Regions from separate parts of the Homo sapiens genome. Here regions 2 and 3 are each linked to region 1. The links are chromatin contacts, found by Hi-C or POLR2A ChIA-PET in ENCODE. All regions are on one chromosome and are shown on one strand. The core of a region is the stretch at or near the end of the contact, and the rest is flanking DNA. Distances in the headings are between cores, read along the strand shown. Region 1 holds the start of SLC66A3 (solute carrier family 66 member 3). Region 2 overlaps PDIA6 (protein disulfide isomerase family A member 6). Region 3 overlaps LOC105373429 (a long non-coding RNA gene).

What was found. Hi-C counts contacts between places; a loop is a spot of excess contacts on that map. ChIA-PET counts read pairs that join two places held with the same protein, here RNA polymerase II (POLR2A). Pooled maps may share reads with other maps.
Region 2: a loop to region 1 is called in a pooled map, with 3 times the contacts of the local background. The contact joins the enhancer-like site here to the promoter of SLC66A3 in region 1. A Hi-C loop is called at or near these places in 2 of 50 pooled maps. POLR2A ChIA-PET finds 5 or more read pairs at or near these places in 3 of 52 experiments (BJ, CD4-positive, alpha-beta T cell and activated T-cell).
Region 3: a map of K562 shows a loop between it and region 1 (3-fold over the local background). The contact joins the enhancer-like site here to the promoter of SLC66A3 in region 1. A Hi-C loop is called at or near these places in 4 of 168 maps with a recorded cell type or tissue (K562, cardiac septum, ectodermal cell and 1 more) and 11 of 50 pooled maps. POLR2A ChIA-PET finds 5 or more read pairs at or near these places in 6 of 52 experiments (OCI-LY7, Panc1, WTC11 and 3 more).

Annotation. Positions count from the first base shown.
Region 1 is chr2:11,153,677-11,157,691 of GRCh38, forward strand. SLC66A3 (solute carrier family 66 member 3) reads left to right here and starts at 1,791. Exons shown (of 7, transcript NM_152391.5): 1 at 1,791-2,013. The coding sequence starts at 1,871. It also overlaps a transcript of CIMIP5 not described here. RefSeq lists silencers at 1,378-1,857, 1,968-2,207.
Region 2 is chr2:10,788,398-10,792,412 of GRCh38, forward strand. PDIA6 (protein disulfide isomerase family A member 6) reads right to left here. Exons shown (of 13, transcript NM_005742.4): 6 at 3,398-3,528; 7 at 2,322-2,436; 8 at 1,352-1,492; 9 at 500-584; 10 at 300-372. Among named protein-coding and RNA genes, the nearest start is that of PDIA6, 22 kb to the right of the region's middle. Within about 2 kb of position 2,359, at least 6 of the 41 ENCODE cell types and tissues checked have a DNase peak (open chromatin) inside an H3K27ac peak, as active enhancers do; they include CD4-positive, alpha-beta T cell, where a contact is called at or near this core.
Region 3 is chr2:11,410,087-11,414,101 of GRCh38, forward strand. The region is part of intron 2 of LOC105373429 (a long non-coding RNA gene); the gene reads left to right. Among named protein-coding and RNA genes, the nearest start is that of LINC00570, 18 kb to the left of the region's middle. Within about 2 kb of position 1,970, at least 2 of the 41 ENCODE cell types and tissues checked have a DNase peak (open chromatin) inside an H3K27ac peak, as active enhancers do; they include Panc1, where a contact is called at or near this core.

The DNA.
Region 1 (4,015 bases), core at 541-3,040:
TGGCTCATGCCTGTAATCCCAGCACTTTGGGAGGCCAAGGCAGGTGGATCACCTGAGGTCAGGAGTTCGAAACCCCGTCTGTACTAAAAATACAAAAATTAGCCGGGAGTGGTGGCACATGCCTGTAATTCCAGCTACTTGGGAGGCAGAGGCAGGAGAATCACTTGAACCCCGGAGGTGGAGGTCGCAGTGAGCAGAGATCGTGCCACTGCACTCCAGCCTGGGCGACAAGAGTGAAACTCCGTCTCAAAAAAAAAAAAAAGCTCTTCTCTATTTTCTTCTTCAAAAAATTTATATACATATTATTTATTTATTTTTGAGACAGGGTCTGGCTCTGTCTCCCAGGCTAGAGTGAAGTGGCGCGATCTCGACTCACTGCAACCTCCGCCTCCTGGGTTCAAGCCATCCTCCTGTCTCAGCCTCCCGAGTAGCTGGGACCACAGGCACGCGCCACCACGCTCGGCTAATTTTTGTATTTTTAGTAGAGGCGGGGGTTTCCCTATGTTGCTCAGGCTGGTCTTGAACTCCTGGCCTCAAGCAATCTTCCCGCTTCGCGGGGTCAATAACGATCAGTATCGATCTAGCCAGGGCAGGTCCAAGCCGTTTCCTTTAAGGGTTCCCTTCTGAACATCCTTTTCTCATTTAGACTTGGGAGGCAGGACTCAGCACCTGTTTTTTTTTTTCCATAGGCGGAGGTGATGGGCCGGTGAGGCTGGAGAGAAAGAGCCTCGGCCAGAATTCCGAACTCCGAAGCTGACCCAGCTCCCGTCCCTCACACTTCCCGGCTGAGATTTATGGCACAAAACCAGGGATCGTGGATTCTGGCATTGCATTTTGGTGCTTTTTTGCCTGCTTCATAACCAGGCCCTAATACACAGGCGATTTTCAGAGGTTGGAAAATGCGTCCTTCCCTTTCCCTCAGTTTGTGGCTTAGACGGCCACGTCCAAGTTACTTTATCAGGAGAAATCCTTAAGAAACAGTTTCACTGTGAAGTGCTCAAGTTCAAGGCTTCCGGTGGCCCCTCAGGGCCCACGCCGCTAGGAGGGAAGCCTTCAGTCCCAGGCTGGAGACAGGCCGCGTGCTCTGAAAGGGCACAAATGAGGCGACCCTGGGGCTCTGGTCCCAGAAAGTCTCTCCAGCCTGGTTCCCCACCTGTAAGTCGGGAGGGTGCACTCAGCCCTTAAGCAGGAGGCTTTAACTCCTGAAATGCTTAGTGAGAGAAACTAAAACACTTGCAGGGAGGGAAAAATCCCGGCAGAATGGCCCATCCCCCGGGGCCATTTGCCTCTCGGTCCACCCAACCCGTGGAAAAGCCGGACTTCCAGGGCGGCTCCCGGCGGCGGCTAAACTATCGGGTGGCAAGAACGCGGAAATGCGAAGCAGCTGCTGGTGGAGCCCGCAGGCCAGGGTGGGACTGTCGCCCGGGGCGGGGCTAGGAGGGGAGGGGCGGGGCGAGGAGGGGCGGGGCGAGGCGAGGTTGGCCACGGGATTGGGCTAGGTGAGGCCGACCGGGAGGGGGCGAATCTGGGGGCGGGGCGAGATGAGGGTAGTCCGAGGACTGAGCGAGCCCGGGCGGGCCCGTAGGCGAGGCGAGATGAGGCTGGCCAGGGGGCGGGGCGGGCCCGGGCGGGAGGGGCGGGGCGGGGCGGGCCCGGGCGGGAGGGGCGGGGCGGGCCCGGGGGCGGGGTGCGTCCAGGGGAGGGGCGGAGCGAGGCGGGTCCGGGGCCTGGCGGCGCGCGGAGGGGCGGGCCCTGGCCGGGTGGTCCCGGGCGGATCCCGGGAAGGCGGAAGGCTTCGGCAGAGCTGCGCCGCCGAGGCTGAGCGGTCCCTTCTCGCTGCGGCCGCCCAGGTGCCCGCGCCCGTGGCGCTATGGAGGCGGCGCTGCTGGGGCTGTGTAACTGGAGCACGCTGGGCGTGTGCGCCGCGCTGAAGCTGCCGCAGATCTCCGCTGTGCTAGCGGCGCGCAGCGCGCGGGGCCTCAGCCTTCCGAGTTTACTTCTGGAGCTGGCAGGGTAAGGCCCGGGGCGGCCGGGGCTGCCTCCTGCCCCCTCGCAGCTGCTGCCGGCTGGGAGCCCAGGAGAGCCTCGGCTCGAAGTAGGGCGGGGATGATCCCCGCGCGCCGGCGTCGCAGCTGGGCGGCCGAGGGTGAACTAGGGAGCCTAGGGGCTCGGGGTGCTCTTCCCACGGCCACCCGCCACCCGCGTACATTGTTTCTCACCAAGCCCCGCGTGGCACGAATTGATTGCGCACGCCCATTTTACAGATGAGAAAACAGACCCAGCGGAGGCAGCCCTTGGTGCGCTAGTGACAAAACCTGCTGGCCCTGAGCAAGGCCATTTGCACCTCGAGGCTGTCATATTCATTGTCCCTAAACTCACCACGCACCGTCAACCTCGTTCTCGGGCCTCGGTTTCCTCACCTGTGAAATAAGGGGTTGAACTAAGAATGTATGAATCTCTTCTCTTCTCCCGGTGATTGGTGGGGAATCTTTCCTGGTTATTTAATGAGATTCCTTGGGAGAGGGTCTTAAGACAATTGCATTTCTTGTAGAAAGAAGTTTCCTTAGTCATCTGTAAGGAAGTTGGAGAGTCTCTGCAGTTGGGAAGGGGTGACGGAAAGGTCGTTAAATCCTTGATTCTGAGGCAGCTTCTAAGGCTTTCCTATTCAAAGTATTCATCATGCCAGAGCGCCAAACTTTTGGGGTATCATTTTTGAGCCCCAACAATAGGAAAACACATACCTCAACCTAGTGGTCTCGCCCCTTCCCCCTGGCCAGGCCAGGCCTTCCCCTTTGCCCCCCGCCATCACCCAGTGGGGTCTGAAGCCTGGTCCTCCACACAAGCCTTCCTGGTGGGCGGGGTGGGGGGTGCGGCATACAGGATGGGAAGAAGCCAAGGGGTGCGGGGGAGAAAGAGGAGACCTCAGGTGTGGGAGGGTGAGGGGTCCCACTCAGGCTTTGGACCCCGCGCCGGCCCTATGGAGCCCGGCCCTGGGCACAGTCATCCAATAGGGGGCTTTGAGGGGAAATTTTTGGGAAAGGCTTGCAGTGGGAGGGACTGTGACCTCTTCCAGGCTTGTGAGTGACTCTACCCTGCGGGGTGGGGAGGGGGGGGTCCCAGGCTGGATGGCAGGGTTGAGAGGCACCCAGGGGAGGTGGGCAGCATGCGTTTCAGGTTGGTGCCACCACCAGGCTGGGAGCAGAGAGGCTGGAGCGATGAGGTTGTGGCAAAGGACACAGGCTGGAAGTGGCTGTGGTGACTGTTCAGGTGGGAGAGGGGACAAGGGCATGAAAGCCAGGAGTGGGATTTGGCCTCGGCCCCTTGCTAGGTCCCTGAGCTGGGGAAGCTGAAGCTGGACCCATGAAGGAAAAGAAGCCAGGCTGTCTGTAGAGTCTATAGATTCCCTCCTGCCGCCAGCCCCTAGGCCTGCATTTCCACCACTTTTGCAGCATTGCTTGAAAAATGCAAACCCTCAGAGATACGCAGGTGAGGGCTCCTATTAGATCTGCCAGCTGTCACCTCTCCCAGCTCACCTTAGTGAAAGCTAGACCTCTGGCAGTGGAAGGATCTTCCTGGGCATGGGAGCTCAAGGGTTGGGTGGGGCAGCAGCTTGCTGCCATCCCTGCTGGCCTGTCTAAGGGTCTTGCAGTTGATCACGTGCAGGTAAAGGGGGCTCTGTCGGGGCTGGTGCACCAGCTCTGCAGCCTCCAAGCCAGGGCCAGGGCCAGGCACACAGACTTCTGTAAAATGGGCTTGGCTGTGTCAGGACCCATCCTCCTGGCCCTCCTGTCTCCCTGCCTGCCTCCCTCATGCCCTTCCCAGCCTTGCCTGGGAGGCCCACCTGGGGCTGGCCATGCTTGCCAGCTGGGCCCCCGGGCCCCTGACCAGATCAGGCAGCAGCCGGAGTTAGAGCAGAAGGAACCCCAGGGCTGTCGCAGTCAGCCACCTGGAGGGCACGGGCCCTCTTTGGGTCTCCATTTGAGCAAACTAAGAGCCTGGTTTTGAGAGCACTGAG
Region 2 (4,015 bases), core at 1,109-3,608, 360 kb before region 1:
TAATCCCAGGACTTTGGGAGGTGGAGGCAGGTGGATCACTTGAGGTCAGGAGTTTTGAGACCAGCCTAGACAACATGGTGAAACCCTGACCCTACTAAAAATACAAAAATTAGCTGGGTGTGGTGGCGGGCGCCTATAATCCCAGCTACTTGGGAGGCTGAGGCAGGAGGGAAAAAAAAAAAAAACATATAGCAGAGCAAACATAGAACACAGCTTACAAAAACACGGGGGAACCACTCTCAAGAAAGCCTATAATCAGCTGTTCAGATGACACTCAGACAGTAAGCTCAGTAACTTACCCCCACATTTTCTTTTTGTATTTGTCTGCCAACTTCAGAAGAACTTCCAGATAAGAATTTCTGCCTGCAGCTCCTGATTTAAATAGACAAAGTTTTTTAAAGGTAAAGATAAAGGAGTCCATAAAATTAATCCATTTAGAAAGTATTCTCAGAGCATCTAGCATAGAACAGCTAAGGGAAATCATTTCCGTCTGTCTTACCAGTATCAAGGATATGGGGCAGCACAGCCACAACACAGAGCTGGTGCTCCTCACACGTCCTCTTGGCAATGTCCTCGTTGATAATCTGTGGGACCCAAAAGACAAGGGACAATCAGGAGGCTGCATGATACAACACCTAAAGGTAAGCTGGCAAACAAGACCTTCGCACCGTCACTTTCATTGAAAACATTTCTCCCACGACTACTTCCTCGTATGGAAACACCTGGAGGCATGTTCTCTAAGAGGAGATTTTTCTGCTACTGATTCTTAAGCCTGTGGAAGCTGTGGTGGTGGAGGTGGGGTGATTAGCACACATACAAACATCTCTGAAATCGCAATGCCTGGACACAGCCTGGCTCTGCCACTTACTTGTTTAAATAGATTATACTTACATGTATTATATGTCTTATATGTTTATACACACTTGAGGCTCTGTGCCTCAATTTCCCCATATATAAAATGGAGATTAAAAACAGTATCTACCTCTCAGTGTTCATGTGAGAATTAAATGAAAACAAAACAAAACAAAACAAAACTATACAAAGACACCAGAACGGTGCCTGTTACATGATTAGTACTTGATAAATGTTCTATTACTTTGAGAATGATAAGCAAGAGTGATTGAATACACTCTATCTTTAAGAAGCTCGTATTTCTGTTCAGTGTAATTATTCTAATGCTAAAAGTTATGAAAAGCAATTTATCAGACTTTTTTTCCATTTCAAAGTATAGAAACCACTTTAAAGAGAGTATCTTTAAGGGCATAAAATGAACAGTGTGTCACACTGCTTTAACATTCCTCACCATCAGCTAAAAAAGCTTTCTGGACTACAAGCAGTTGAAGTGGTTTACCTCAAGCAGCTCAGGAGGTGGGGCGTTATCAGAAAACAAATCAAGGGCCCGGGACACGATGTCGGATCTTGTCCGCCCACCGTCATAATCCACAGGAGACTCGCCTTTCTGAAATATCTTGATTGTAGGAAATCCTCTAATCTATTAAAAAAAGGTCAGAGGATAAAATCCAATTAACACTTAATGCAAAATAACACAATCTTTACAGTTTCTAAAACCACCTTATAGGTAATTTTTTTTTTTTTTTTTTGAAGCAGTCTCACTCTGTTGCCCAGGCTGGAGAGCACAGGTGCAATCTCAGCTCACTGCAACCTCTGCCTCCTGGGTTCAAGCAATTCTCCTACTTCAGCCTCCTGAGTAGCTGGGACTGCAGGCACACACCACCACACCCGGCTAATATTTGTATTTTTAATAGAGACGGGGTTTCACCATGTTGGCCAGGCTGGTTTTGAAATCCTGGCCTCAAGTGATCCTTGGCCTCCCAAAGTGTTGGGATTACAGGTGTGAGCCACCACTCTGGCCTTATAGGTAATTTAATGTAACAAAACTGTTCTCCAGACTGCACAGATTTCAAAGGAATGACTCACAGAGGTCAATTATCAATCAGGGAGTTTTAACAGTCTGTGAAGTTTAGCCAATCATATTCAAGCCCTGGTATATAATTAACACAAAGTACCTGCCCTAGAACAAATGGACCAACTCACAACAGCCATATGAGCAACTTGAATAAGTCTGGGCAAGCTGAAACCTCACATTAAGTATATACCAGAAGCAGTGTGACATTAGGGGGAAAAGTTGACAGTCCTGAGTTTCAGACTTGTTAGTTATGACAATAAAGTGACTTTATCTCTTCACTTACAAAATGGTTTAAACATCTCCTTTACTACCTCATAGGGAGGCCTGGAGTATTGGAAGAAGTAACGAAACACCATGTATTTCACAATGAAATGAGCCTTATAAGTATACTCACCCCGTATCGGGAGGCCAGAACCTGATTGACTGTAGCATCCACAGCTGCCAGTTTCACTTTTCCTTTCGTCTGCTCTTTTACTTCTGAAGCTGCGGCAGCCCACTCTGGCTCTAGGCTATAGAAAAATATTCGTTTTGTTTTGTTTCTTTGAGACACAGTCTCTCTCTGTTGCCCAGGCTGGAGTGCAGTGGTGCAATCATGGCTCCCTGCAGCCTCAATCTCCTGGGCTCAGGTGATCTCATTTCAGCCTCCAACATAGCTGGGACTACAGGTGTGTGCCACCACCCACTGTTAATTTCTACATTTTTAGTAGAGATAGGGTTTCCCCATGTTGCCCAGGCTGGTCTCAAACTCCTGGCCTCAAGTGATCCACCTCACCAGGCCAAATACTTGCATTTTAACTTGCAGCCCAAACACCTTTCTTTTCTTTTCTTTTTTTTTTTAAGACAGAGTCTCCTTCTATTATCCAGGATGGAGCGCAGTGGTGTGAGCTTGGCTCACTGTAGCCTCTGCCTCCCACAATCAAGAGATTCTTGCACCTCAACCTCCCAAGTAGCTGGGACTACAGGCACACGCCACCACACCCAGCCAATTTTTTTGTATTTTTAGTAGACATGGGGTTTTGCTATGTTGCCCAGGCTGGTCTCAAAGTCCTGACCTCAAGTGATCCGCCTGCCTCGGCCTCCCAAAGAGCTAGGATTACAGGTGTGAGCCACCATGCCTAGCCTATACTTTTTAACTGATCTGTGCATTTCTGCCCAATCCCCAATTATGTCACACCTAGAAAACATTTTGTGTGTGGCTTTACTAAAGATACAATGCTACCCTTCACATGAGCTTCCCATTCCACCACTGCCCCTAAATCCAGACATGAGCCAGTCCCTTGTTAATCTTTGGCAATAGGAGAGTGGAAGCTCTTGGCGCTAATGTCAATGTTTAATATTCACTTAGAGTCAGAGTTTTGCTGGAAGAGATCTTAGTGGTGATCTATTATCTACTTCAGCTCTTTCAAAATAAGCTAATGAATGTACTGAAAACACTGTGAATGAACAGACTACTTAGTAGAAGGCACTTACTTTTTGCAGTGTCCACACCAAGGAGCATAGAACTCAACCATCCAAACATCTTCACTGTCCAGAACATTCTTATCAAAGCTGTCGTCTGTCAGCTCAATCACATCCTTCTTACTTGAACTATCACTTCTGCCCTGTCATTTATGACATTAAACATCAAACAATTGGGCCAAGAAGAACACTTTTCCTGTTTTAAATAATAACACTACTGCTACATCTTAACAAAGTTTTAGGGTTTTTCTTTAGTGAATAAAATAGTGAAAACGGTTGTATTCAAATTGGGTACATTCCTCAGCACTGTAATTTTTGCTTGGCAAATAGTCTTTTACTTTCAAGTAATTATCAATACATTCAGTACAACACATAACCTGTACCTGAATGCTGTCACCAGCTATTTTTAGAGAGAAACCTCAACATGGCTCAAAAAACCACCTGAACAACACTGTTCTAATTCAGACTCAAGTACAGCTGCTGCTTCATCCTAGGATGTTATGTTACATCTTTCATAGACAAAGTCCCTACCAGTCAACAGAGCTAAAAATAACACTTAATCCTTTTCTTTTTTCGAAGAATGTTCTTCAGTACTAAATCTAAGAAGCAGTCAGCATTGCTTTCTGTTGC
Region 3 (4,015 bases), core at 720-3,219, 260 kb after region 1:
AATACAAAAAAGTCAGCTGTTGTCGTTATTGTCCCTACAATAATGCTACGCTAACTATCCCAAGATTGTTATTTTCATCGTAAGGACATGGAGTTCATTGGGTTTTATATCCATTTGTGTTTTTTTTAAATGTTTGCTTTTTAGGGGGCGGGGGTGGTCTGGTTACTTTCTTGCTGCAGCTCTCTTCCTGTGTGGGAGTACTTGCCAAAACATGACTTCCCCATCCTTTCTCATTCCATTCATTTATCCAACATGCATTGGTGACACAATGCAATGTGAGAAAACACATGCCAGAAGAGTCCCAAATACAATGTTTTGAGAACTGAGAGGAAAGGGGGATGAATAAATGAAGAATGGATGCATGAGCGTGTCACAAATGAAGAAATTGACAGGAAGGCCATAAGAGCAAGGGGCAAACACCAGAGCGCTTTCCATATGCCTGATAGAGTCTTCCCAAAAGCACACACCTCATTTTCCATTGTCATCAAATATCAGCATACACCATCATAGGGTTTGCCTTTGGCATGAATGATCTGGAAGAATCTCGGAGGTCCTCAAGCCCCTACCCTTCAAGATGCAGTAATGGAAACATTGGTGTCTCAAACCCAACAGGTCCAAAGTACGTATGTGTCACATTCACGGCCAAAGCAGCCCCTCTTCCCTCTATGCCTATTTCATATGCTGATGATACATCCAGGAAGACTGCAACAAATCTGAGAGGCATTGGGAATCGAAATTTCCACTGCCTCCCACCTCCAGTTATCCCAGTGCAGATAACTCCAAGCAGGGACGACCAGATGAGTGGATCCTCAGCACACAGGCTGAGGATGACCATCAGACAACTAGGAACAGCCAACACCTTGAACTGGAGGTACTCCAAGAGTTGTGTTTTTAATTTTTGATGTTAGTTGTAAGATGCATTCCTTTAGAGCTATTAATTATGTAAGTAATAGTAGACAAACATGGACCCTGAGGAAGGGAACCAAGGGAAGGGGGCCTGAATTTTCTGCTCTTTTGGGCGGGTGATGACTCCAAGTCATTACAATCTAGATGCATCCTTATTTTGCAGCCACAGCTTGCTGAGATCTGAGCACATAATCAGATACACTGACATGGATGTTACCGTGTGGACAAGGAATGAGCAACCTTGAAAAATGTATTTTTCTATATGCTGTTTTGGTTTTAAGATCTTGAGAAAGAAGTCCAGGAATTCACAAGCTTGAAAAGGAGATGCTGAGGCCACTGTGAAGACTTGAATACTTTTGCCTTGGAGGCAGTCCCAGGCCCACCACTCTCAGCAAAGGTCTCCTCCTGCCCTTTCCCAGATCTAACACAGGACAGCAGGCGGAGAGGAACCACCCCCTTTTCCTTCTCACTATTCTGGCTCTTGTTAGAGTGACAGTGGGATGGGAACTAGGACTCTTTGTCATTGCCAGGGGTTGCCTTGAAGGACTGGAGTCTGAGAGTAAGCAAACTTTATGACCCACAAAAAAAAAACCAGCTTCAGGAAAGCTTAATGGAGTTCCTGGTGTGAACTTAGAAGCAAGGTTTGATAATTAATTCTGACCTGGCTATTTGTGAATAAACAAAGATTAATACAGTGATTTCCATTTTGCTGAGTATTTTTCGGCCTCTGAACAGGACGGTCACATGGTTTTGCTCTTGTTTGCATGAAGCGAAATTCTGGGGTCCTCTCAATAAACCCACAAGAGTTTCTATCTCATAATGAGAGCTGGCTTCTTGTGTTTTTGAGGCAGAATTTTGACAGTGTTTCTTGTGCATTCTTCACCATCATTTGGAGCCACCACCTTGGCAACGTCTGTAGACAAGGAGATAAGGGACTCTCAAATCTATCCTTGAAGAGGAAGTGGCCCCAGAGTTCCGATAAAATCCTGCCGTATACGGGCTGTATAAAAGCAATTTGACCACTTGCGATTTTGAGTCTTAAGAATCTTTCAATTTCTCAGCCTCTGGCAGGAGTAAGAGAATAATATCCTGGATGTTTATAAAATTCGATAACCTTTTAAATCCATCCCACTTGAAGGAATAGCTAGATTTCTGGACCCCCATTTTCTGAGGCTTTCCAGGATGGACGCATGCTATCAGCTCCCCCTGCAGGTCTGACTCTTTCCTGACAGGGAATTCCTGGAGGTCCACTGAGAAAATGGATTCTGGAAGGGCTCTAAATTGTGTCGCACAGACGAAATGCTTCGACTGCTTGGAAATGACCCACCTTTCTGCTGGAAGCCACATGTCCTGGGAATGCACCAAAGTCTGAATCTGTCAGTACCTTACTATGCTGCAGGAAAACAAAGTCCCACCCAGAACTCCAGTGCCCAGGCAGGACCTTCCTTGCGCTAAACGCGCTTTAGAATGTTCAATTCTCTCTCTTCTTTGTAAGCACTGTGGCCCTGTGGTAAATCCATCACAGATAAAATGGCCTCTACATGAGCCATGTGCTAAAAAAGGATACGTACACCCATTGTGTGTTGAGTCTAAAAGTTGTTTCTCAAAAAGTTTTGGATTGTCCCAAATTTTATATGTGAGTTTGCTGATTCAGTCATTCAATAAATATTGTGATAGACATTCTGCTATGTGATTGATATGCGATAGACATTGTTTTAGGCACCCTGGATAAAGCAAGGGACCAAGGCAGGCTAAGACCCCATCCTCATGGAGCTTCAGGAACAGCAGTGACGACATACAGTAAACAAGTGCATGAACATGTGTGGTGTGATTTCATGTGGAGATGGTGCTATAAAGAAGAGTAAAACAGGATAGGCTGGGCATGGTGGCTCACGCCTGTAATCCCAGCACTTTGGGAAGATGAGGCAGACAGATCACTTGAGGTCAGGAGTTTGAGACCAGCCTGGCCAACATGGTGAAACCCCATCTCTACGAAAAAATACAAAAAAATTAACCAGGCATGGTGGCACATCCCTGTAGTACCAGTTACTTGGGAGGCTGAGACAGGAGAATCACTTGAATCTGGGAGGTGGAGGTTGCAGTGAGCTGAGGTCGCACCACTGCACTCCAGCCTAAGCAACAGAGTGAGACTCTGTCTAAAAAAAAAAAAAAAAAAAAAAAAAAAGCTGGGTGCAGTGGCTCATGCCTGTAATTCCAGCACTTTGGGAAGCCAAGGTGGGCAGATCACAAGGTCAAGAGATTGAGACCATCCTGGCCAATATGGTGAAACCCCATCTCTACTAAAAACACAAAAATTAGCTGGGTGTGGTGGTGGGCACATGTAATCCCAGCTACTGGGGAGGCTGAGGCAGGAGAATCGCTTGAACCCGGAAGGCAGATGTTGAGCTGAGATTGTGCCACTGCACTTCAGCCTGGTGACAGAGCAACACTCCATCTCAAAAAAAAAAAAAAAAAAAGAGTAAAGCAGGATAAAGAATTGGAGTGATTGGGGTGTACTCTTTTTGAAAGACTGGTCAAGGTAGGTTCAGTTAGAAACCTACATAAAGGAAGACAACAACCAACCCATGTGAAGATGTGGGTGGAGAGCATTTCAGGAGAGGAGGCGGCAAGTGCAAATGACCTGAGATGGAAATGAGCTTGGTGCGCTCCAGGAAAAGCAAAAAGGCCAAGAGAGACAGGACTGCAGAGTGCTAGGGAGTCAGTAGGAGGAGATGGAGCCCAAGAAGTAGGCAGGGTACACTGTGTAAAGAATATGGTAAGGAGTTTGGATTTTATTGTGAGATGGGCAACCGTTGGAGCCCTTTCAGTAGAAGAGTGAAGTGATCTAATTTACGGTTTCAAAACTTCCCTTCTGGCTACTATGTGCAGAAAAGACTCAAGAAAGACAGGTGTGGAGCCAGGGAATCTCAGTGGGGGGCTATTTTATAATAGAAGCCCTCTGAGAGGTGCTGGTGTCTTGGTAGTGGTGAGACGTAGGCAATTTCTGGCTGTATTTTGAGGACAGAGCCACAGGACGTGTTGGTTAATTGGATGTAGGAAGTGAGATAAAAGAAATAAATCCGGCTGGGAGCCATGGCTCATGCCTGTA